5 separate regions of the Homo sapiens genome follow, and regions 1, 2, 3 and 4 are each linked to region 5. The links are chromatin loops, found by intact Hi-C in ENCODE. Cell type or tissue: dorsolateral prefrontal cortex. All regions are shown on one strand.

Evidence for each region. A loop is a pair of places that touch in the nucleus more often than their neighbours do. Peaks named below come from ENCODE experiments on the same cell type or tissue, not always from the same donor. Only the 100,000 strongest peaks of a DNase experiment are listed, where the experiment ranks them.
Region 1: a loop joins it to region 5, with 6 times the contacts of the local background. A loop is called at or near these places in 4 of 110 quality-filtered maps.
Region 2: it touches region 5 in a loop (2.9-fold over the local background); 4 of 110 quality-filtered maps call a loop at or near these places.
Region 3: a loop joins it to region 5, with 3 times the contacts of the local background. A loop is called at or near these places in 9 of 110 quality-filtered maps.
Region 4: a loop joins it to region 5, with 2.3 times the contacts of the local background. A loop is called at or near these places in 8 of 110 quality-filtered maps.

The regions. Positions count from the first base shown.
Region 1 is chr7:155,342,380-155,347,379 of GRCh38, forward strand. No RefSeq gene overlaps it. Among named protein-coding and RNA genes, the nearest start is that of BLACE, 23 kb to the right of the region's middle. RefSeq lists a silencer at 2,367-2,756. In dorsolateral prefrontal cortex, a CTCF peak has its summit at 2,704 (motif pointing left); a DNase peak (open chromatin) is centred at 2,712; H3K4me3 peaks cover 1,119 bases.
Region 2 is chr7:155,005,941-155,010,940 of GRCh38, forward strand. No RefSeq gene overlaps it. Among named protein-coding and RNA genes, the nearest start is that of PAXIP1-DT, 5.0 kb to the left of the region's middle. In dorsolateral prefrontal cortex, CTCF peaks have their summits at 2,161 (motif pointing left) and 3,817; no DNase peak of the experiment used is centred here.
Region 3 is chr7:154,900,874-154,905,873 of GRCh38, forward strand. No RefSeq gene overlaps it. Among named protein-coding and RNA genes, the nearest start is that of PAXIP1-AS2, 25 kb to the right of the region's middle. In dorsolateral prefrontal cortex, no CTCF peak of the experiment used is centred here; DNase peaks (open chromatin) are centred at 1,905 and 2,273; H3K27ac peaks cover 1,695 bases.
Region 4 is chr7:154,911,445-154,916,444 of GRCh38, forward strand. No RefSeq gene overlaps it. Among named protein-coding and RNA genes, the nearest start is that of PAXIP1-AS2, 15 kb to the right of the region's middle. RefSeq lists an enhancer at 2,554-2,643. In dorsolateral prefrontal cortex, a CTCF peak has its summit at 2,452 (motif pointing right); a DNase peak (open chromatin) is centred at 2,457; H3K4me3 peaks cover 1,446 bases; H3K27ac peaks cover 2,029 bases; H3K27me3 peaks cover 496 bases.
Region 5 is chr7:154,830,850-154,835,849 of GRCh38, forward strand. All of the region lies in intron 16 of DPP6 (dipeptidyl peptidase like 6), which reads left to right. LOC105375580 (a long non-coding RNA gene) reads right to left here. Exons shown (of 4, transcript XR_928190.3): 3 at 2,686-2,852. Among named protein-coding and RNA genes, the nearest start is that of PAXIP1-AS2, 95 kb to the right of the region's middle. In dorsolateral prefrontal cortex, a CTCF peak has its summit at 1,887 (motif pointing right); DNase peaks (open chromatin) are centred at 1,942 and 3,182; H3K27ac peaks cover 1,138 bases.

The DNA of each region.
Region 1 (5,000 bases), 510 kb after region 5:
TCCCCAGCTCCCTTGCTCCGAGATGTCTCTGTTTTGCTTTATGCAGTTTCCTTCAAGCCCAGCATTTCGTCCTAGGGGCCTCCCATGGACTGAATGTTGGCGAGGCCCCAAAATTCCCATGCTGGAGCCTCAAACCCCGGTATGGCTGTACGTGAAGTAAGGCAGCCATTAAGGTTACACGAGGCCATAAGGGTGGGCCCTGATCCCACGAGATTAGTGCTCTCATAACAAGGGACACCAGAGAGCTCGCTCATTCTCTCCTCCGATGCTGGCACCAAGAAAGGCCACTGAGGAGGGCAGGGCAAGAAGGTGGCCTTCTGTGAGCCTGGAAGAGGGGCCTCGCGAGAGCCCAGCCATGCTGGCACCCACCCCTCAGGCCTCCAACCTCCAGAGCCTGAGGAATAAGTGTCTGTGGTTCAAGCCACCCAGTCTGCGGTATTTTGTGAGGCAGCGGGAGAAAGCTATGGAGGGCTGTTATTTTGTTCGTATCATCTTTCGTGATGTGAAAGCTCTCTGTACTTTTAAAGTAGTAACCTTGACATTTTTCTAAACCATTCTTTACCATCTGCCTCTTTAATATTTGTTAGCAAGAGCTCCCCAACCCCCACTGCCCAATATAGTTCAAATATCTTCACTTTCCTCTACTTCTTTCTCACTCCCCACTTCCAAATTCCTGGTATGTTGATAGATTTTTGAATCATGCATCACCTCTTTCCACAAACTTTGTGATTCTGCATTCAGTTTACAAGCTTGGTTTTCTGTTGTTCTGTTTTAACTATTTCTACTTTAGTAACCCTACTGATTTCTTTTGTTTAACTCATCTTTGAACACCAATAACTCTGTACGATCTGTCTTGCTTAACCCACTCAGAACATGCACTTCACGCAGCCAGATCACAGCAACTACTGGGGTTTCACCTGGCATAATCCAAGCCTGAGGGGCCACTGTAGCTCTCCCCACTGCGGTCCTAACAGATGGAAGGGGACCTGGTCTCCCTCGTGCGATCTGAACTTGTAGTGTAGGCACCCTGTTAATATCCATGGAGTGATGGTAAACAGAGTCCAAATGCAACAAGAAATCTGCAAGTAACTGTCCTGGAGCCCAGGGAACAGGGCCAATGCCCACACTGCCAGGGGGACGGCTATACTGTACGGCTGAGTGGCTCCTCACCCTGTCCCCATGCCCCTGGGAACCCATCAGAGCATTTCTGTGGATGCCTGTCTTTGTCTCTCTTGACCAGGATATTCAGCCTCGCCTCAGTGGCATTTGAACAGGATAACTGTGTGGGGCTGTCCTGTGCAGGGCTGGGGGCCTCTCTGTGGGGCCATCGTGTGCATGGCGGTGGGCCTGCCTGCATCCCTGGCCTCTGCCCGTTTAGATGCCTGTGGCAGCCCCTCCTGCAACCAAATCAGCTTCAGACACTGCCAGTGGCCCCTGGAGCCAAAGACAGGGATTCAAAGGCAGGCCAAGGCTTGTCACCTGTCTCTGCCCCACACACAGCAGGCGCTTCAACGGCCTCAGCTCGCATTCCAGAAAGATCTGCCCACTGTGAGGCACAGGGCCTTTCTCCCACCTCACCAATGGCAGAAACGCACCTTTAGTGACCTGCGGCCCACCTGGGGATATTACCTGGGCATCGTGCCTCATAAAACCACACCCTAGGCTGGGCGCAGTGGCTCATGCCTGTGATCCCAGCACTTTGGGAGGTCGAGGCAGGTGGATCATGAGGTCAAGAGACTGAGACCATCCTGGCCAACATGGTGAAACCCTGTCTCTACTAAAAATACAAAAAATAGCTGGGCGTGATGGCATGTGCCTGTAGTCCCAGCTACTCGGGAGGCTGAGGCAGGAGAATCGCTTGAACCTGGGAGGTGGAGGTTGCAGGGAGCCAAGATCGCACCACTGCACAACAACCTGGGCGACAGCGCGAGACTGTCTCAAAAAACAAACAAATAAACAACAACAACAACAAAACAATGAAAAAACCCACACCCTACACTGTGGGGCCCTACGGCCGGCCGTGGTGCAGGCAACCTCCCCTTGACACCACTCCTGTTGCTGCGGGGCCTCCCGACCTGGGGCTGGTTCTGCGCTTTCCCTTTTCTGGGGCTTTGCCGGGCGCTTCCTGGGGCCCTCCTGGGACCTCCCTGGGGCTCTCCCGGGACCTTCCTGGGGCCTTCCTGGGGCTCTCTCGGGACCTTCCTGGGGCTTTCTCGGGATCTTCCTCGGGCTCTGCCAGGGTCTTCCTGGGGCCCTCCCGGGACCTCCCTGGGGCTCTCCCGGGGTCTTCCTGGGGGCTCTCCCGGAACCTTCTTGGGGCTCTCCCTGGAGCTTCCTGGGGCTCTCCCGAGTCCTTCCTGGGACCTTTCTGGGGCTCTCCCGTGGCCCTCCCGGGGCTCCCCCGTGGCCCTCCCGGGGCTCCCCTGCGCCCGTGTGTCCTTAGTGGGAGGGCGCTTTCAGCCTCCTCCTCCCACACACCTGTCCCGCCAGCGCAATCCAGGGGCCAGGGCGGCTGCTGAGGCCCCGGCCCGAGGAGGGGCGGTCACCCCGCAGTCGGACGCCGCCGCGCCCCACGCCGCAGGGCAGCGCGCCCCAAAGCTTCCCGCGCGGGGACTGAGTGGCGCCCTGGGCTAGTCCCCGCCCCTTCGCCCCCGCCGCGCCGCACCAGCGCCCCCTGGCGGCCATCCGCGCGCCGCGCGCTCCGACTCCCGCCCACCCTAGAGAGAGCGCGGAGCCCTGCCGGCGACTGACTTCAAGGCACAAGGCAGTGGGAATTTCGTCGCTGAGAAATGCAGCGTGTACGTCGGTTGTCTTTCCTTAAGCTGTATACACACTAGACGGAGCTTTCGGCAATGTATTCACTGAGGTTACAAGAGACAGGGACTTGGGGCTTGTTTTCTAGATTGCTGAAAATGAAGCTTTGAGAGCAGGGATGACACGTAAGTGGCTGAAACGTAAAAAACTGGAAGGTCAAATTACAAATGTAATAGAAATAGCCACCGGGTCCACTCAGTCCCCAGCCGCCTTGCAATCTGCTTTTTTAACTAGCTGCTCTCATCCGATTATAACAACCATCCGCCCCTTCAGTGGTTCCAGGGACTGCAGAGTCACATAAGAGAGCATCGCATAGAGCAAGTAACACATTGAGGGGGCACTCACTAAAGACAGCACCCACATAAAGAGAGCACCTACATACATAGAGCACTCACATAAAGAGGGCGCTCACATAAAGAGAGCACTCACTAGAGCATCTACACAGAGAGCACTCCCATAGAGAGAGCACCCACATACAGCACTCAGTAAAGAGAGCACCCACATACAGAGAGCACCCACATAGAGGGAGCACCCACAGAGAGAGCACTCACATAGAGCACTCACTAAAGAGAGTGCCCACATAGAGAGCACTCCCACAGAGCACCCATATAGAGCATCTGCATAGAGAGAGCACCCACACAGAGGGAGCACCCCCATAGAGACAGCACTCACATAGAGCACCCCCCTAGAGAAAGCACCCCCATAGAGAGAGCACCCTTATAGAGAGAGCACCCTTATAGAGAGAGCACCCCATAGAGAGAGCACCCCTAGAGAGCACCACCATAGAGAAAGCCCCCACACAGAGGGAGCACCCCCATAGAGACAGCACCCCTTAGAGAGAGCACCCCTTAGCGAAAGCACCCACACAGAGGCAGCATCCACACAGAGGGAGCACTCACATAGAGCACCCCCTAAAGAAAGCACCCACATAGAGAGCATCCCTATAGAGAGCACCACCATAGAAAGCCCCCACACAGAGGGAGCACCCCCATAGAGACAGCACCCCTTAGAGAGAGCACCCCTTAGCGAAACCACCCACAGAGGGAGCACGCACACAGAGGGAGCACTCACATAGAGCACCCCCCTAAAGAAAGCACCCCCATAGAGAGCATCCCTATAGAGAGAGCACCACCATAGAGAAAGCCCCCACACAGAGGGAGCACCCCTATAGAGAGAGCATCCCTTAGAGAGAGCACCCATAGAGACAGCACCCACACAGAGGGAGCACCCTATAGACACAGCACTCACACAGAGCACCCACTAGAGAAAATACCCCCATAGAGAGAGCACCCCATAGAGCCCCCACACAGAGGGAGCACCCCCACAGAGAGAGCACCCACACAGAGGGAGCATCCCATAGACAGAGCACTCACATAGCGCACCCCCATAGAGCACCCACACAGAGGGAGCACCCCCATAGAGACAGCACTCACATAGAGCACCTCCATAGAGAGAGCACCCCCATAGACCACTCACATAGAGCACCTAGAGAGAGCACTCACATAGAGAGAGCACTCACACAGAGAGAGCACCCACATAGAAAGAGCACTCACATAGAGCACCCATAGAGAGAGCACTCACAGAGAGAGCACCCACATAGAGAGCACCCACATAGAGAGAGCACCCACAAAAAGAGCACCTACATAGAGAGCACCCACATAGAGAGAGCACCCATATAGAGAGAGCACCCACATAGAGAGAGCACCCAAATAGAGCATCTACATAGAGAGCACTCACATACAGAGAGCACCTACATAGCACTCACATAGAGAGAGCACCTACATAGAGAGAGCACCCACATAGAGAGAGCATCCACAAAGAGAGAGCACCCACATAGAGAGAGCATCTACATAGAGAGAGCACTCACATAGAGAGAGCACCTACATAGAGCACTCACATAGAGAGCACACACAGAGAGCACCCACAGAGTACCCACATAGAGAGAGCACCCATATAGAGCACCTACATAGAGAGAGCACCCACATAGAGAGAGCACTCACAGAGAACACCTACATAGAGCACTCACATAGAGAGAGCACCTACATAAACAGAGCACTCACATAGAGCACTCGCATAGAGCACCTACATAGAGAGAGCACCCACATAGAGAGAACACCCACATAGAGAGAGCACTCAGAGCACCCGCATAGAGAGCACTCCCATAGAGCACCTACATAGAGAGCACT
Region 2 (5,000 bases), 180 kb after region 5:
GGCCAGGCTGGTCTTGAACTCCTGACCTTGTGATCCTTCTGCCTCGGCCTCCCAAAGTGCTGGGGTTAAAGGCGTGAGCCATCACACCCGGCCCTCCCTTTGATTTTCTTGGTTAAACACAAACTAAGCATGTGATTTTATGTTAAAAGACCTGAAGTGGACCTCAACCAGGTATTTTATTTTGTGAATTAAGAAAGCAATTTGTAACGTTCAAGAGAACAAGCTTACCCTACTTCAGGTTCTGATGGTAAGGCAAATTGCGGGATTAAGAAACCTGCTATTTAAGGCCAGCGTGGTGGCTCACCCCTATAATCCCAGCACTTTGGGAGGCCAAGGCAGGCAGATCACTGGAGGTCAGGAGTTCAACACCAGCCTGGCCAACATGGTGAAAGCCAGTCTCTACTAAAAACAAAAATTAGCTGGGCATGGTGGCGTGCACCTGTAATCCTACCTTCTTGGGAAGCTGAGGCAGGAGAATCACTTGAACCCGGGAAGCAGAGGTTGCAGAGAGCAGAGATCACACCACTGCACTCCAGCTTAGGTGGCAGAGTGAGACTCTAAATAAATAAATAAATCTGCTATTTAAAACCCCATCACCTAGTCAGTATTTGTAAAATATCACACGTGAACTGTGCAAGGCGGTCCACACAAGTGGATCTTACGGCAACAGCATCAGGAAGGCCTGGAGGCAGTGTCACACTCACTCACTGAGTCTCCAATACTACTGCTTGGCCAGTAATGAAAAATAAAAATGTTTACATTAGGTTAATTTCATGTGGATAAAGGATGCTCTGAGGCAGTCTAAAAAACTAGCATCCTGACATCATGAAGAGTAACCCATCTAGCAGAGGACGTAAAGATGGCAAGTCAATATTTAAAGGCAAGCGGTAAACTCAGAAATTATCTTCCCCAAAATGGCCATATGCAAAGTTATAGGAACAAAATATCATGTTGACAGTGCTGTATCTTATTCACAGTTAAATAAAATTCTTATCACTGGTTTTGTGACACTTTAAGGATGACCCATTTTAGGGTGATAGCTATCAGTTTATTAAACAGAAGCTATGCATTTGTTTAATTTGAAGCATATACCACTTCCAAATATGACACTGAGCATTAATATTTTTAGACTTCCCCCAGGTAAATTAAAAGCATGATCATTTTGTTGATAATCAGCCTTTGGAGAATTAAACAGCCTGCTTACTGCCAGTGCTAGTTCAGTAAATATGTTTCTCATTTTCTATTTGGCAAAATTAGATAACCTAAGCCTAGGAAAAATAAAAAATTAGAAAAAAAAAAGTAGATTTGGGGATATTTAACTCAAATTGCCCTTACTGGTGGAAACTCGAGGCAGTTACTTAGATTATTTCCAAATGGCTTTTTTTAAATGTATTTCTATATTGTATACAACAGTCTCAGTCTTCATCTCTCCTGTTCAGCTATCCATACATCCCTTAAAATTAGATATTTTTAATGTTTAGTAAACCTTCAGTTTGGGTTTATAGACAACATTTAACCTTCTCATGAAAGGGTCAGAATACTCCAGTTGCAGGCACAAACAGGCCATAGTTTAGTTGAAGGAGAAACTGCGAACTCAAAGGAGCACTGCTTCTCTGCAGGAAAGATCCCGTCAGTGGACCTGCGGGGCACAGCTGCCACCAGTGTCATGTAGCTATTCAGTGTCGGAAAACTAGAAATCACAAGTGAAGAGAAATTGTAAATTACCTCAAATTCTATGCCCAGAAGCAACCACTATGGAAATCCTTCTAGACATTGTCCCGTATAAATATATTTCCCTAAAAAAAATTATACCCCATACTCTGCCACTTCAAAAAAATCAAGACTGTTTTTCCATGTCAATAAATATCTATATCATTTAATGAATACATAATACTCCCTTGTTTGAATGTACAATATTCTGTATTGTTGCACATTTGTTGTTTCCAATTTAACAATTACAGTACTCCAATGAAGCAATCATCTTAAAATACATGTATAACGTATTATAATGTTCCATCCTTTAAGGTTAGAAACGACGTCCCATACCTGTCTCCCGTCACTCTGAGAACAGTGCGGTAACAGGATCAGCGATTCTCAACCATGGGCAATTTAGCCCCCTATGGCACATTTGACAACGTCTGGAGACATTTTTGGTTGTCACAACTAGGGGGTAGGGGATGCTACTGGCATCTAGTGGTGGAGGATAGGAAGCTGCTAAACATCACGCAACGCATGGGACCGTCCTCCATGACAAAGGACCCGTGCAAAATGTCAATAGTGCCACTGTTGAGAAACCCGGATTAAGATCATGTTGTAACTACATTTCAGTGGGATAAGACTTTGAAAGTTTCCACCGGGCACAGTGGCTCATGCCTGTAATCCCAACACTTTGGGTGCCCGAGGCAGGTGGATCACTTAGGTCAGGAGTTCGAGACCAGCCTGGCTAACATGGTGAAACCTCATCTCTTACTAAAAATACAAAAACTAGTTGAGCATGGTGGTGCGCACCTGTAATCCCAGCTACTCGGGAGGCTGAGGCACGAGAATGGCTTGAACCGGTGAGGTGGAGGTTGCATTGAGTCAAGATTGCACCACTGCACTCCATCCTGGGTGACAGATCTAGACTCTGTCTCAAAAAAAAACGAAAAAGAAAGTTTCTTGCACATAACGCCTTGGTGGCTTCCTTCGGACAGCTTTCTTCCAAATGGGACTTGGCTTCTGTCATGTGGCTTTGTTAGCTGTACAGATGGGGACAAAGCATGTAGAGTATCCTGCTGCAGTTTCTATGGCTGAGCTAGCAAGAGTGGCACACATACCTCCAGCCATTTCCACTGGCCAGAACCTGGTCTCCTGACACCTCCGTAAGCTGTAAAGGAGACTGCTGGGTGATGTGGTCTTCTTACACGTCCAAGAAAAGAAAATGGCATTGATGGTATCTTGCCAATTTTTGCCATTTTTGGTTTTCAAAAAAATTCTTATATGAATTAAGATTAGTGTAATATAAAACAAAATTCTCAAAGATAATTTCAAAAAAAATACCCGTTAGCTACTCAATAGATATTTGTTGAATTTGAGGTTACTGGCTTTATACATAGAGGATTAAGCGTATTCTTTTTCCCGCCTGGCCAAATGGTAAAACCCCATCTCTACTGAAAATACAAAAAAATTAGCCAGGCATGGTGGTGCACGCCTGGAATCCCAGCTACCCAGGAGACTGAGCCACAAGGATCGCTTGAACCTGGGAGGCAGAGGTTGCAGTGAGCTGAGATCATGCCAGTCTGGGCCACAAAGTGAGAGTCTATCTCAAAAACAAACAACAAAGAAACAGCATTATTTTTAAAAAGCAAACACAAGGTAGTTCTCTGAGGCATGTGAGGGATGTGTTAGATGCCTTCCATTTGTCCCACTCCCCATGTCAGATCTGTACTCCATCCTGCTCCACCTTTTTCTCCGCCCCTGGGTGCTGACCTGAGCAGATTATATAAGTAGAATCCCTTGCACATTGGCTTCTAGTTGAATTTGGTCAATGGGGAGTCCCAGCAGAAAGCTGGGCAGTGAGGGGAGGGAGGAGAGAGGTATGACGGTGTTTATTTCCCAGGTTCCTCATCAGGTTGCCTTGAGCTGGCAGAGGAGCCCATTCTATACAACTCTCTCCTTCCAGGTCCTGGGAATCTTTCCTTCCTCTCATCCCTTGGACCTAGGGTGGTGAGGGCTCACCTGCTTCTCCCCACAGGTCCCTTCACTCTCCATGCATCCTGCCTACACCTTTGTAAGTAGTTCCTTGATAAACCTTCTTAGATGATTGTAATTTGAGTGTGCTGCCCCCAGTGGTGACCCTGTTGTGATGGACAGGAAACTCTTACAGGGACAATGAGAAATTCTTAAAATATTGTGTCTGCTCTCAAAAAACTAACAAATACTTGGATGCACGAGCCTAACACTAGTGGGATTCTGTAGAAATGCAGCAGAGATTTAGAAAAGAGGTTCCCATGTGCCAGAATAGCTGGGGGAAACCTCTTGGATGGAGCGGGCTGAGGGGAATAGTTCTTGAAGGGAGAGGAGAAACCACTGAAAAGAGGCCAGAATACTGATATTGCCAAATAAAAGGGTGCACATTTTGGATATTAAATAACTGATGATTTAAGATAGAAATGGGGAGTAATAAGAAATAATAGACTGTGTCTAGCGTATGAAGATCTTGAGACCTCATCAGAGGAAGTTGTTGCATTTGAGACTTAGCATAATTCTGTGGCTGTGAAAACAGAAAAGAAAATTGCTTACCAGCTATTTAAAGTTAAGTACTTTGTGACAAGCTGGCTGTGGGATTGACTGTTTACTCATGTTGTGGGTAAACAAGAAGACATATTGAATCTTAACTCAGATTTTAACCGCTGGTACCTGTGAGTGTGACCTTATTTGGAAGTAGGGTCTTTGCCCCCATCATTAAGATGAGGTCCTACTGGATGAGGATGGGACCTAAATCCTGTCACTGGTGTTCATATAAGAAGAAGAAAATTTGAACACAGACACCCAGGAGAGTGCCAAGTGATGACCGCGACAAGGGTTGGGGTGACGTGTCTAGAAGCTGAGGAACACCAAGGTTGCGGCAGACACCAGAAGCTGGAAGAGGCCAGGACCGCCTCTCCCCTAACGCCTTCAGAGAAAGCACAGCCTGGCCACCACCTTCATCTTCGATTTCTGGCCTCCAGAACTGAGAGAATGAATGTCTATTGTTTAAGCTGCCAGTATGTGGCACTTTGTTACAGTAGCCCTAGCAAGCTAACATTCAGTATGTCTGAAGGGTAGTCAAGAGGAAGCTAGAAATTAAGATGTCGGCCCATGTTTGGAGTGGATTTAAGCCAAACAGCGTACTATGTGTGCCCTGCTAAAAATTATAATAACGAGAAATTGTTACAGCCTAAGAGTGACCCCAGGATTTGTAACTGACGTTGAGTGCCCAAGAACTGCGTGATAAGTCTATTAAGATAAAATTATTTCAA
Region 3 (5,000 bases), 70 kb after region 5:
GTGTGTCCCTGCACGTCTAATACCATCCTGGTGGCACCAAGAATTGCCACCTGGAAACACAAGCCATTCATGCCGAAGGGCTTTGGGCCTCATGGACTAAACTCCCTTACAAATCTCACTCAATGAGACAGCTTCTGGCCTGGAAGAGTCATCGAGGCACCTCCAGACGATGTGAGAATCTCACTGAGTTTTCTTTCTCTTTCTCTAGAAAAGGGCTATTAACAAATTTGAGACGTTGATAGAAGACTTTCATACTCAGCCAAGTAGCAGCCATGAACCTCAGCCCAAGGAGAATGCGTTGACTGCATTTTCACCTTTGTTACTACTGGAGTCTCAGAACATCCTTGGGAAGGACATGAGGCAAGTAACATAACTATTCCAATTTCACTGATAAGGAAGGTGCACAAAATTTAAATGATTTGCCCAGAGGATGTAGCTGGTTTTTACTTCAACCAGCTCTAAAACCCTAATTCCCAGCCAAAGGCTTTTCCATTGGAAGGAAAAGGGAAAATTTTTCATTTCCCAAATTAGTTATCCCAGTAGATCAAGAGACCCTTCAGGAGACCTAAAGTCAACTTGTGAAGATTCACAGTGTTAATTTCTGCTTGTCTGAACTTCCACAGTGATGAATGGAGCCACAGCCAGTCGTGCTAAGCTGATTAAATACGCACTTTGCTAGCCACCCACCATGATGCCAACTCTACCCGCTTTTTTTAGTATTCCTGTCGTGTGGAGTCCACTCCCACATGGAATCAGGCTTGACCCCTGTGACTACAGAATACTGCAGAGGTGACAGTGCGTGAATGCCAAGGCTTGGTCATTAACGGTACTGCAGCTTCTGTCTTTCTCTCCTGGCCAGATGGCTCCTTCTGTGGGAAGTTGGCCACCATGTTGCAAGGATGTTCAAGCAGCTCCACGGAGAGGTCCATGTTGAGAGGAACTGAGGCCTCCCACCAGCAGCCAGTGCAATTCTCCAGCCATGTAGGGGCGCCACCATGGCAGTAAATCCTCCATCCTCTGTCAGTCCCACCCATGACTATGGCCACAGCTGACATCTGATTGCAACCTCAAGAGAGACTCTCAGACAGAATTCTTGGCCAAGGCACTCTCAGATTCCAAATCTAAAGGAACTGTGAGCAATCGTAAATGACTGTTGTTTTAAGCCATTAAGTTTTGGAGTGATTTGTCACACAGCATTCGATAACTAATACAACTCACAACCACCCCCAAAAACTCTGCCAGCACCCGCATCAGTGCCTCTGCAGGACACCCCTTTCTGTAAATATGGGATAGGCTGGGGCATAAGTGACCCTTGAGAGTGGGCGCAGACTCTGAACCGTCTGACATAAGTCACTGGTTCCTAGTCCCAAGCATCAAATCCCTGCTACATTGGGAAGGGTTCACAAATGGCAGGAAGAGAAATGGTAGAAAAATTCCTTCAGGCACTAACTGGAGTCCACCCTAGCACTACCACCCCTCTTTCTTAGAAGTGGAACCCCCAGTTTTTAACTGGGCCTATGGTCATCCAGAATAAAAACTGTTCCGGCCTCTTCGCTGAGCCTAACTTCTGGCCACTGGGATGTATGTGACATGCCACATGGCAGCTGCCAAGACACTTCCTCAAAAGACAGCAGGGAAGCATCCTTGGTCTCATCTTCTCCCTCCTCCCTCTGGGTTCCTGAAGACCCAACAGAGCCTTGGTCCACAAGGTGGAAGCTCCGAGCCAAGGGTGACAGAGAGCAAGCAGATGCTGCCTGGGCTCCTGGCAGGTGGGCACACTATACCAGCCCTGGTGTCCCTCATCAGAACGCTCTATCTTCTTTATCTTGGCCTTTTCTGTGTTTTGCAGTCAAATTTGATGCCAGCTAGCACACTGCACTGTGAGGGCTGAATTACACAGGCCAGCGGCTTGATCCTAGGGCCCAGAGCCTCTCACTGCAAAACGCTGTGTAGTTGCCAGTTATTCAGGACAACTAAGCATTTGCATTGGACACAAGGCAGATGACTATGCATCCATTCACTCCAAAGATCACAATAGCCACATTAATAATAATAATTAACATTTATGAAAAGCCTGCTCTATATCAAGCACTGTGCTAGCATTCTGCGTGGATAAACACATTTAATCTCTGCACAATTAACACATTTCAATCTACAACTACCCCATGAGGTTGGGTTACCATTATTTACGTTTGGCGGACAGGAAACAAAAGGAACAGAGAGACGCCGTCACTGGCCCCAGATAACAAAGCCAGTCAGTGCTCGGGAGGGAGTCCTGCCACCACCAGCTCCCTCTCCAAAGGGAGGCCCTTACCAGGTCCCAAACCCGAGTCTACCCACGTTTGGGCACAGCAGATGAACTGTGTGACCTCCATGTGTTTGAGTAATAGGCTTGGCCTTGGCAGGTTGATTTGTTTGAGCTGAAAGAGAACAAAGAAAGGCCTTCTGCCCAGGTGCCTGGAGAGGTGAGCAGGGGTCGCTGGTCTGCGAGAGGCTCTCCAGCAGGAGCTGAAGAACTCGTTTTCTGGGAGACAAAGGGAGGGCTGGCTTGGCCTGGGAGGCTGGGGGCACTCTCTGTGGCCCAGAGGGAGCGCCATGCAGTCGGTCCAGAGAAGCTCTGAGATCTGGGGCCACCTGGGCAGCCCAGGGTCTGCAGCAGCCTCCTGCCAGTCACCACGGCTGGAACCTGGGGGCTGTGGAGGGCTCCGAGGTGGAGGATGGTCCCATGTGTCTGGGTGAGCAGCAGACACCACGGGAGCAGCTGTTTGACCTGAGCCAGTCACACAAAGGAGTCAATTTCCAGCTGTGTGGGAGCCTGAGTCCAGGCACACTTGGCAAGGAGCCCTTGGTGGCCAGCGTCCTAGCCTGAGATGGCAGGGGGCAAAGCTGGTGAAACGTAGGTCGTCAGTGGTGGTGAGACCCACTCTCACCCAGAGGCCGGCAAGGTCAGTGAGCAAGATTATCCACTGTAGTTCGTTCAATCGGATTTCACTGCCAGTATTCCCTGTGGAGAAGAGTGGTATAATCAACATAATTTTTTTTTTTTTTTGAGACGGAGTCTCGCTCTGTTGCCCAGGCTGGAGTGCAGTGGTGCAATCTTGGCTCACTGTGACCTCCACCTCCTGGGTTCAAGTGATCCTCCTGCCTCAGCCTCCCGAGTAGCTGGAACTACAGATGTGCGCCACCACACCTGGCTAATTTTTATATTTTTATAGAGACGGGCTTTCACCATGTTGGCCAGGCTGGTCTCGAACTCCTGACCTCAAGTGATCCTCCCGCCTCGGCCTCCCAAAGTGCTGGGATTACAGGCGTGAGCCACCAAGCCCAGCTCATAAGTATATAAATATGATGAATTCATTGACCAGTAGAGAAGCAGGACCCATGAATGTCTCCAAATTCTGTTTTCAACTGCACCAAGACTGCTGGAGTTTTACGTCTCAGATATATTAGCAGATGTGTGCTTTTCCAAATAACCATTTTTACGGAAATCTTAATATTGTCTGAAAGTCAGCATGATTGTCCTGTGAATGAGATTTTTACTCGCTTGGCGGAAGGAGGCAGAATGAATCCACTGCTTGAGATCCTCTTCTATGACTGCAGCAACTGTGGGCTTTGAGGACCTTGAGCTGGACTTAGATGACCCTCTCAGTGGTATGCTGGCATCAGCCTTCCTAATAGAAAACAAAAGGAGAGAAAAACAAAAGAAAAGAAAATCCCAACCCATAGAGTCTGTCGATCTCCGTGGTGTAAGTGTTTCCACTATGGCCAACGTCAAACACCCAAGCTGCCATCACTGAAAATGGAGTTGGGAAGCAAAGGGCCAAACCCCTTCCCGCCCATTTCCAGTGAGTAGGTGTGACACTCTCCATCAGGCACCACTAACTCTGGCTAACACCGGTTAGTCTATGGGGCAGGGCCTCTAGGAGGGCCAAAGAATGCAGCACCAGGAGTTGACAAACCCACACCCTCCATCCTGGACAGGTTTCTTCTGTGGCATTGGGCAGGCACTTCCACAAATCGAAACTGACTTTTTCCCACCCAAATGACAAGTTCCCGGGGTAAGCGAGACGGTTTATTTCCCCCATACCTCACCCCTCCGTCCCCCATCAACAGCGCCTGGCTCACGTGGCAGTTCTGAGCAACTGGAGAGACGTGGACAGAATGAATTGCAAGAGGATGTGGGGGGTCCTAGCTCCATGTTGGGCGGGACCACCCCGCATTTCCATGCTCCTGGAATCCCACCCTGAAGCTGAGCTCCACACCCCTGCTTCTAGAGCACTTTCAGAGACCGCAGCCTCAAGGAGGTCTACTGATTCAGTAACCGGCAGAGGCTGTCTGGGGAGCACGGTGGAAGTTAAACGCCATGAAGAGAGCATCCAAGGCCCCCAGACTCTGGGGTCAGGAGTCTCACACCACCACGCTGCTGGCTCAGGCATAATTTATCAGGCTTCATACATATCAGAGGAGGCCGCAGCTGCTAGCACTCCACGCCAGCCCTGCAAACATTTCTTCAATTATTCAGTCACCAGGCACAGGGAGCTAGTCCACTGCTTCAAAGTTACATTGTTATAAAGTAACAATTACAGCAAGGTTTAGGGCTGAGCTCCCAGGCCTGGACACTCCGCCCCACAACCCTGACCACCCCAGTCTTTCTCTCTCTCTCTCTCCAGTCGTCTCTCTCTTTCTCTCCTCTCTCTCTGTCCATTCTCTCTGTCTCTGTCCCCATCTTTCTTCTCCCCTTCTCCCTCTCTTTCTCTCTCCTCTTTTGTCTTTTCCCCATCTCTCCCTCCCTCCGGCCTTGTATCCTTCCTTGTCTCTCCCCGTTGCCTCCCCTCCTCTTCCCTCCCCATCTGGGTGGGTGGTCAGGCCTTGGTTAGGCTTGGCCATCCAGAGAGGAGGGGAAGCCTGGTCGAGCACCCAGCACTGAGCAGAGCAGACAGACTTGGCGAAGGAGGTGGGAGCAGGGATCAGGAGGGAGGGTGCAGGGATGCCCCTGCTGT
Region 4 (5,000 bases), 81 kb after region 5:
CTCTCCTTTCCTTTTCTTTCTCCCAGTCTCTGTCTCTCCTCTCTCTGTGTGTCTATGTCTGCCTGAATGTCTCTCTCTGTCTCATCACTAACTCTGGGGAAACCCAGCTGCCACTCAAGCAGAGGCCCCTGAGCAGCCTGTCTTGCAGAGCCCTGAGATGGCTGCAGTCCCTGCTGAGAGCCTGACTGCAAACTCCCAAGAGAGCCTGGGCCAGAGCCACGCAATCAAGCCTCAGCCAGATTCCTGGCCCTCAGACACTGGGAGATAATCAGTGTGGTGTTAAGCTTCTAAGTATTGGGGTTGTATGTTACACAGCAGTAGGTAACTAATACAATCCCAGATGCTAGTCACCTGCCTCCCCTAACACACAGGAGACCGCCTGTCTGGACAGCCTCATTGGCCCCATGGATTCCCTTGGCCTGGCCCAGAAAGCTGCCCTCAGGAGCTGTAGAACTGAGATCCTTCTGCAGGGCCCTGTGGGCCTGAGCACATCCTTGAGGCTCCAGTTCTCCCTCAAACCCCAGCCCAGGGGTCACATAGGCAACCAAAGGTCTTTACTTTAAATTTTAGAAAATTGCTAACTGCAGCTCAATGACCAGCAGGACAGCGGCTTGATATCAGATAATGGAATCTGAGCAGCAGCTGATGTTAATCTGATTGTTCCCGACAGCCTGGGCAGGGCCAGAGAGACAGGCTTCAGGTCCCCGCACCTTTTGTCTGCAACACAGGGTCAAGTTTTGTTCTTGTCATCGGGCCATGTCTTCCAGTGTCATCAGCTCAGCACTTCATGTTCAGCATGTAATGACATTTGTTTTTCTTGCTAATTGCTCTTGGAGTGGTTTCCATTTCCCCAACTAGACTGAAATCTTGTTACCCCAGAAACAGTGTCTTTCTGTGAGTCTCACACAGAAAGGAGTGGACGGTGGGCTGCCTCTCTGTTCTACCCTGTATTGTCCCTAACCAGCTGTCCACCAGAGCACGATGACCACAGATAAATGACCTGCCATGTGACATCAAGTTGCTAGATTCACCAGCAACCAGTCACTCACCCGTTTCCTGAGTATAGATCTCTGGCTAACGACTCCACCTTGCACACTACAAGAATGTGGAGCAGGCTGGGCACGGTGCTCACACCTGTAATCCCAGCACTTTGGGAGGCTGAGGCAGATGGATCAACTGAGGTCAAGAGTTTGAGACCAGCCTGGCCAACATGATGACACCCCATCTCTACTAAAAATATAAAAAATTAGCTGGGCGTGGTTGCAGGTGCCTGTAATCCCAGTTACTCGGGAGGCAGAAGTGGGAGAATTGCTTGAACCTGGGAGGCGGAGGTTGCAGTGAGCCGAGATCGTGCCATTGCACTCTAGCCTGGGCGACAGAGCAAAACTCCATCTCAAAAAAAAAAAAAAAAAAAAAGAACGTGGAGCAATGACCATAAAGAGTGAAGCTGACACTGAGAAGTGCTGGCATCCCCCTCCGTAGGCCAGGTGCGGTTCATCAGCACCCTCGGGTCTGAGCTTTTGAGCTGAGGCCTTTCCAAGCCTCAAGGGAGCAGATGGTAGAAGAAAAAAAATGTTAAATCCCCAAGCTGGAGGAAAGTGGGTTTGCCAAGAAAAATCCTTCCAAAATTGTGTCTCCAATACGACCGTGTTGTCTTTGACAGCAGAGACGTTTTTGTACAGCTTCCCTCCTATTTAGGAACAGCTGACGTGAACTCGACATCGGAAATATAAAATCAGCAGGGAAGTGGGTCTGAATCACGGGAAAGTTAGTTTTTTCAAGTGCCAAGGACAATTGAAAGCACATGCTTTTCAATTTGTCGACTGGTACAAATTGGTTTTTGGCACAAACAGAAATGTGACCAATTTCTACAGCTGCGAAAACGACCTCTGTGCAGCAGGACGGAGACAGGGGCAGCTGGCGTCCTTGGGTGGGCTCTGAGCCCCGTTCATCCCTGAGACTCTCCTCCCCGCTCATGTGGCCCCTTCTCTCAGCCCTGCAGCGGCCTCTCCCCACCCGGCATTGCTCTCTGTCCGCCAACTCACGTTTCTTGAACAGTCTTTGGAAAACATTTCTGGGCAGTGGAAGGGGTGTATCTCTTCCCAATTATTCAAGAACCAGCTCTGTGACCCTGGACAGGTCGCTGGAACCTCTTGGGCTTCAGCCAATGGGAAATGAGATGGTTGGCCAGAGGGTCCCCAAGACCCCAAACCTGTGAAACCCAGACCAGGCGATGTGGCCACAGGTTCCCAAGCAGCGGAAACTCTTAGATCGGCCTCCGCGTCTGAGAACAGAGCGCAGCGGAACTGCCGCGTGGCCAGCACCTGGGCCTCCCCCGGAGCTGCTCAGGAGTGCAGAGTTCAGGCCTTGCCCCCTGCTGAACTTGAACTGGACTGGCCCTGGGAGGCCACTCCTCAGGCCTTCAACCTGTCATCTGAGAGCCGCCAGCAGATGGCAGCAAAGGCCCAGCTCTGGCAGGTCTCTGAGGCCTCCCGGCTGGGCCGGGCCCTGGTACCTGGAGGAAGATTGCACGCTCTGGGACTGCGAGTTGCAAAGGTACCATGAGGAGCCCCGGGAGGTGAAAACACTTCCCGGGCTAACGTGGCGCCGAGAGGGACTGCGGACCCACTCTTGGCTTCCTCTTTAGAGGAGAGATGGAGCGGGGTCCGAAGCGCACAGGCTTCGAAGGAACTAGTGAGCCAGCCGAGGGCAGCGGGAGCCGCAGAAATCAGCTCGGAGAGAGTCGCGTGCAGGCTGCAGGTGTAGGGAGAGCCGGGGTCAGGCTCCGGTGCGCCGCGGGGGATGGCGGACCCTCCGGGGGCCGTGCTCCCCGCATTCCCACCACGGCGCAGGCATCGGGTGCCCTGCTCATCGCCCCTCCAGCCGGGGCCGGGCCTGCCTCTGGAAGCCCCACGGGTTCTCTGGGGCCTTTGGTTCCAGCGGGACCCAGGAGAGCAGCAGCTTTTGTCCGTGTGGGCCACGGTGACCTTCCCAGACACAAAATCAATGCCTAGGAATTGCGGAGTGACCCATCAGCACACGTAGAAAGGGTGGCATTTGTGACTTTTGTGCAGCTCGCTCAGGTGACACGAAGTCAGCTCCGAGCCCTGCCCAGCCCCAGCCGTCTCCTCCCAGCAGCTTCCAGGGCTGCAGCCACTGCAAGAAGCCAAAGGGGAACCCGTCCCCCCGGGGGGCCTGGGGACCAGCAAGACGAGGCGGGTAAATGGGCTTCGCGGGCGGCCGCAGGCAAAGCCAGGGAGGATCTCACATCCTCGTCAGCTCGGCAGCAGCAACACAGCACCGCGGGCCAGTGGGCTCAGCAGCGGGCGTCTGCGTTTCCCAGTCCTGGCGGCCACAGCCCGAGATCTGGGTGTGGGCAGGGCTGCTTCTGCCTGGGGCCTCTCTCCTCAGCTGAGCTGCCGTCTTCTCCCCGTGCCCTCACCTGACTGTCCCCGCGTGCACGGCTGTATCCTCATCTTCTCTTCTTGGAAGGACACCAGTCCTGCTGGATCAGGGCCCACCCACATGACCTCATTATACCTTACTGGCCGCCGTAGAGACCCCAGCTCCACATAAAGCCACATTCTGAGGTCCTGGGAGTTCGACCGGCAGCTTATGAATCTGGAGGACACAATTGATTCAGCCCGCAACCATCGCGGAGGCTTTGCTTGGGGCACAGCTGGCAGAGTGTGAGTCACCCAGCGCCAGCACCACACGGTGGTGGTCGGGGGTAGCACCCGGGGCTCCAGGCGCAGGGAGCCCAGCTGCAGTGCGGGTGCTGCTGAGAGCTGGAGAACGCTGGGGAGACACGCGGCCCGGGCTTCCCGGGCCTGGCTGGCTGCACTGCCCCCCACACCCGGGGGTCTGACTTAGCAGGTCTTAGGGGTGTCCAAGAACCTACTTTTAACCAGTCCCTAGGTACCTTAAGACCAGGAGGAGGATTTGGAAGATCCCGCTTTGTGCTAATTTCATCTAATCCTTGCCATAGGCCTATTAGAGGTAAGAAAACAGAGCTACAGAGGTTGAAGAAAAATTCTCAAGATCACATTAAAAGTACATTTACCATTCAAACCTAGGGTCATGTGGCTTCAGAGCCCTTGTTCTGAAACCCGTGCCGGCATTCCATTTCTAGACCAGGGTGGTGAGCACCAAAGCCCCAGAGAACCCAAGGGGGTTCCAGAAGCAGGCCCAGCCCTGGGTGGAGAGGCGGTGCCAGGATGCCTGACACTGCACAACCTCAGCCCAGGACACCTGCAGCCCAGCACACCTGACACCCACACAACCTAGCCCAGGACACCTGATGTCCACAACCTAGCCCAGCACACCTGACACTCCTGCAACCTCAGCCCAGGACACCTGCAGCTCAGGACACCTGACTCCCACACAACCTCAGCCTAGCACACCTGACACCATATGCCCTCAGCCCAGGACACCTGCAGCCCAGCACACCCGACAGTACCCTACCTCAGAGTAGAGGTGATGTTCAGAGCACTAACAGCTTCGGGGCACAACCCGCTGGGGCTGCCCACATTGGGCTGGAACAGCCCCCTCCAAGCTCCCCCATGTCAGGTATTTGGCTCCCCTGGTGCCGGATGATGAGGTGATATTAGTGGGCGGGGACACCCAAGAGAGGGGCTCATGCAGCGCTACTACAAACTCGTGTGGGAGGATTTCCATATTTCAGTATTTTTACCACAAATCAGGGCTCCACAGTGCCGGCTGCTGACTCTGCCATTCTTAGATCAAACTTCTAGGCTCTTAGTGCAATAAAATACAAGTGACAGAAGTGTCCCCAGAGATCCCCCGCAGTGTGCGGCTGGGGTTACAAGTGGATCCCAAGTCTCCTCATCCCCAAAGTGCCATTTGACCAGGGGTACCCCTCACAGCAGCCTGCAGCTTCCCTTTTCCTCTCCTCCATCCTTAGCTTTCCCAGGCCACCCCTTCCCAGCACCAATCCACAAAACCACGTGTTGCCCAGGTCCCCGTGTCTTGGCTCAATA
Region 5 (5,000 bases):
TTTCAAGTATGAGTTCCTTCATTCTATCACCAGGCTTAAGATCCCTTTGGTAGATGAACTGGATGTTTACATCCATTATTGCTGGACAGCCACAGAACCGATTCTCGCAGCATGGCTGTAGTTGTGAACCTTCTCCAGGATTCTCTACCACGGACTCTGTTCTTGCCTCTCACCGTCCACGCCCAGGTGACCGTGTCATCCCCACGGTGAGTGGGTGCCCTCCTTCACCCTCAGAAGCCACCCTGCCCCAACGTCAGCCCTGCCTTAGAAAAAGGACCACAGACCTCTCCATCTGGAAAGACAAAGAGACCACACAGGATGAATCCACACCAATCCACGACCAGTCGTCCACTGTGGAGAGCTCTCCAGGCCACCTGCCACCAAGGGCTTTCAATAGCAGTCAGGAGCCAGATGCATGAGGCTCGGAGTGGCTTTGATGAGATCTTCAATCACCGGTTGACCACACAGGCCACAGTGCTGTGGTAGAGACCCTCCCTACTCCAGGGGCCACTGATGTAGGGTTACCTAGAATTTAGGCAGAGCTGGGTAGAAATTTAAAAAGGGGAAAAAAAACTCTTTATTGCAAAAGTTTTAGAAAGGGAGGCTGCTGAAAGGATGTTGATTCTTCTTAAGAAAACTTTCTGCACATCATCTTTGCATTTTTGTGCTAATTTCTACTGCAATTTATTTTCTCATCCCAGCAAGTAGCAATTTCAGGTGACGTGACAGTTTATGAATGTTACAAACATTATTTCTTTTTAAAAAAAATCTCTTGAAATCAGACTTGGCAATCCAGATACATTTTCCCATTCAGTATGAGTGGGAGCATTTTATTAGCCATAATCAAGTTTTCCTTTTCATGACAAGAAAGCTTACAGAGACCTGGGAACCACTCATATACCACGGGGTTTCTTTGCAATTCATGTAACTGAGGAATCAAACCCACATCTGCGCCTCCTCTGGCCTTACTTATTGTCAGAAAGTTCCTCTCTTGTCCTGTCAGTTAGAGCACCAGTAGGAACTGAGCTGTGTATAGTCAGCTGCTAGCTTGAGATTCTGACAAATCTTTACAAAAATACATAGGCTTCTATGGCCCTCTCCTTCATCACAAGTTAAACCCACATGAAATAATGTATTATGAGACTTTGCAAAGAAGAATGCAATTCATCTTACTGAGAAAGCAAAACCCTGCCAGGTTGATTTCTTTCTCAGTAGCTTCGTGACAATTTCAAGGAAGCCACTGTACCAGCACTTCATTTCCCTAAAACAGGTTATGACTCTTCTTTCCCTCATGCGTTCGGCTCAGTTCCTGAGTGGCTGCCGTATGCCAGGCAACGAACTGGGTGCTTGAGATCGATGCTTTTGAGGGGCTTGTGTTGGAGGGAGAGAGAGGTACTCAGGAGGACTGTCCTTCACTGTGACAATGCTGGGACAGAGACATGCTCTGGGGCCTGGAGGACCCAAGGAATTCCACATCCATGTGCCAGGGACTTTGTTGGAACCAACGATAAGTATGCATTTGCATGAAGAGGCATCGTGCTAGACCTGGGGAGTGACAGACACACATGAAGTCTCTACCCAACAACCGATCATGGGGTCATACCATTGGGAGCCTGGAAGCTGCTGGAAGCCCAGGAGCTCACCATCTCCCTTCCCAGTAGCAAAGCCACCACCCATTTTACAGATGAGAATATTAAGACACTCGTTACGTCTCACGCGAGGGCACACAGCTGATCAGGAGCTGAGCCCACACAAGAGCCAGAGTTCCTCCCACATCCGCACACCCCAGGGCCTGTGAACAGCGCTCTGCCCTCTCCTGTGCACAGGGAAACACCAACATTTTTGCTGACACAGTCCCAGAAATCTCCTCCACAGACCTAAGTGTGTTGAACCCTAGTGACGTCCTAGACACAAGAGGGCACTGCAGTACTGCACATTTGTGCTTCTCCTCGCAGGACCGTGATGGGTTCTGCAAGTGACTGGTAACTTCCCAGGGAATGGTGTTGCCTCCAACATGTAAACCACACACCACATCGCCACTGCCACAACTGACAATGTCAAGACTACCCTGTGGGGACACAGAGAATCGAGCCCTCCAGTTCGAGAAGTCTTTCTTTGGGACCCAATATTTGGCAGATGCCAGGCAGAATGCTGAGTTTGTGGAGATGAGGACAGAGGCCCTGCCCTCAAGTAGCCTGAAGTCTAGGAAAATGAATCCCATTGGGAAACCAGTCAAGGGACCCAAGCTTGGGGAAGGGACTAGCACGTGCTGAGACCTCTGCTAAGTGGAGGCATCTCACTCACGCCATGCAAGCAGCCTGGGCTCCGATGCACACAGGAGCAGTGCAGAAGAGTGAGGGTCCCGGGGTCCCAGTGCCCTGCCAGCATATTGTCGTAGAGACAGGCACACACAGCCAGCAGGAGGACAGTCAAAGGCAGAGGATGGGATGGCAAGGTGTTTAAGAAAGACCATAAGGGCTGTAGGAAGCCAAGAAAAGGAGTGTTTGGTAACTGGTAAAAATGGGGTGTGGGGAGGAAAAGGCAGACAACCCCTCATCGAGAAGGAGCAAGAAGTGACTTCTGTGTGCCTTGGCTGCCTCATCTACAAATTTGGGATAGTAGTACCAGCCTTGTACGGCTGACGAAGTGTAAATTATTTATTATCTGAAACACTCAGAGCAGGACCTGTTGCTGGTAGACGGTGGTGATGCTGGAGGGGATGCTGACATTGATGCTGATGTCATCCGTCATTGTAGCTCCGACTCTGACTCCGTATCTCAGAGGTGGGGGGCTCTGGTCATTTGCACCAATTTCCTGTCATATGGGGAGAATTCACCTCTTGTTTCCGATGCCTGGCAACATAAATTCACATAGCCACCAGTTAATAGCAGCTGATGAGTTTCCATTCTGTGCAAAAAATTACACTAAAATGACCAAAGATTCTCATAGACAAAGGAAATTTAAGGACAAAGGAAAATTATGTGGACAAAGGAGTTTTATTTTCTTTCTGGGTACAAGAGTTGGTGGTGGCCTTAGCAGAACTGGATATGGAAGGCCTGGGCTAGGCCTGGATGGTCCCGGGGCTGCACGGATGTAGCTCATCTTCACGCAGACAAGAATAAGGACGCCTGTCCTCTGAGTACTCACTGCCCAGTGAGGTCATCAGCACCGTTTCCAAACAGAAACAAGATGAAGAAACAACTCAATGATGAGTTGTGCCTTGCCAGGGTGGGCGGACACTCAGCCTCCCCTAGCTCATAAGCTAGCATCTGTCTCTGTCTCCCTAGAAATCCCAGCTGCCACTGAGGAATATTTACACTATTAACAACAGCTCCCAGCCGGGTGCAGTGGCTCACTCCTGTAATCCCAGCACTTTGGGAGGCCGAGGCAGGCGGATCCCCTTAAGTCAGGAGTTCAAGACCAGCCTAGCCAACATGGTGAAACCTCGTCTCTACTAAATACAAAAAAAAAAAAAAATTAGCCAGTTGTGGTGGTGCGTGCCTGTAATCCCAGCTACTCAGGAGGCTGAGGCAGGGGAATCACTTGAACCCAGGAGGCGGAGGTTGCAGTGAGCTGAGACCATGCCATTGCACTCCAGCCTGGGTGACAAAAGCAAAACTCCATCTCAAAGAAAAACAAAAACAAAAACAAAAACAAAAAAAACCAGCTCCCATTTATTTCGCTCTAATAATGGCCAAGAACTGCAAAGAGCATCTATGTCACTTACCTTTTAGAAACGACACTATTGTTCACATTTCACATGTGAGAAGAGGGAGACTCGGAGACTAGGGTTGCACGGTGGTGAGCAGAAGCGCTAAAGCGTAAAGTGCAAGACCTTCACTAGACCCTGCCTCTTCCGCTGCTGTGGGATCGTGATGTTCACGGCAAAGAAGTAAAGTTGAATGTATTCATTGCAGAAATGATTATCATTTGTGGGCCAGCGACTGGAAGAGCCCCTTTTCTCTTGATGTGATTTGGGGCCAGTTGTCTACGGTCTGAGAAAGACTCTAGGAGACACTGCCGCAGGGCACCCCTGCCCTGCAAAGGTTTGTTGTGATAGTGACTGCTTCTGTGCCGTATTTCGCTGGCTTGGGGGTGTCTGAAAATACAGTCTAAGTATGATATGTAAGGGAAAGGGAGAATGAGAATGACTTAGACGTATAGGGTCAGTGTGCACCAAATGGAGCTCTTCTGACATCACCTTAGAGCAGTGGACCCTAAGACCTACCTCTAGCTCCCTTTTGTGACTTATTTCCCCACAAAATGTGTTAAAGTCCTAATGCCCAGGAAATAGGATCATTGTAGATGTAACTAATTAAAGTGAGGCCATACTGGAGTAGGATGGACCCCGGATCTGATACGAGGGGTGGCCTTCCAAGAAGAGGAGAAGAGACAGACACGGGAGGCAGACGCTGCTGTGCGACGTCAGAGGCAGGGAAAGGAAGGACAAGCCGCGGACTGATGGCCCCCACCAGAAGCTGAAAGAGCTGCCGCCCTGCCCCCACCTTCATCTCGGACTTCTGGCCTCCAGACCTGTGAGACAATCTATTTCTGTTGTTTTAAGCTGCCCGGTCTGTGGGACCTTGTTAGGACAGCCTTAGGAAACTGATCCAGTCCCCAGGTACCTACTCCTCCAAATCCTTCTTCAACCACCTACAATCCTCTCTGACTTAAGGCCAGCTGACAAGGAGCTTGCTTTAAATCACTACCTTGGAGCAGTGGACCCCAAAGTGTTTTGGTGGCTGGATTTTGTTAGAGACACACATTCTCAGGCCCCAATCACAAACCCATGGAGTCAGAAACACAGGGCTGGTGCCCACCCGTGTCCACTTTAACAAGCCATCCGGGTGATTCAGATGCAGTTCAGAGGCTGAGAGCCCAGAGTGTACAAAATGCCCATTCTTTGCTTCCAAGACACACTTTTCCTATTTTCATTTTCTGAAATCAGAATGCCTCTTAGGCAATCTCTGTAAAATCTTATGATTAATAAATCAGTGGTT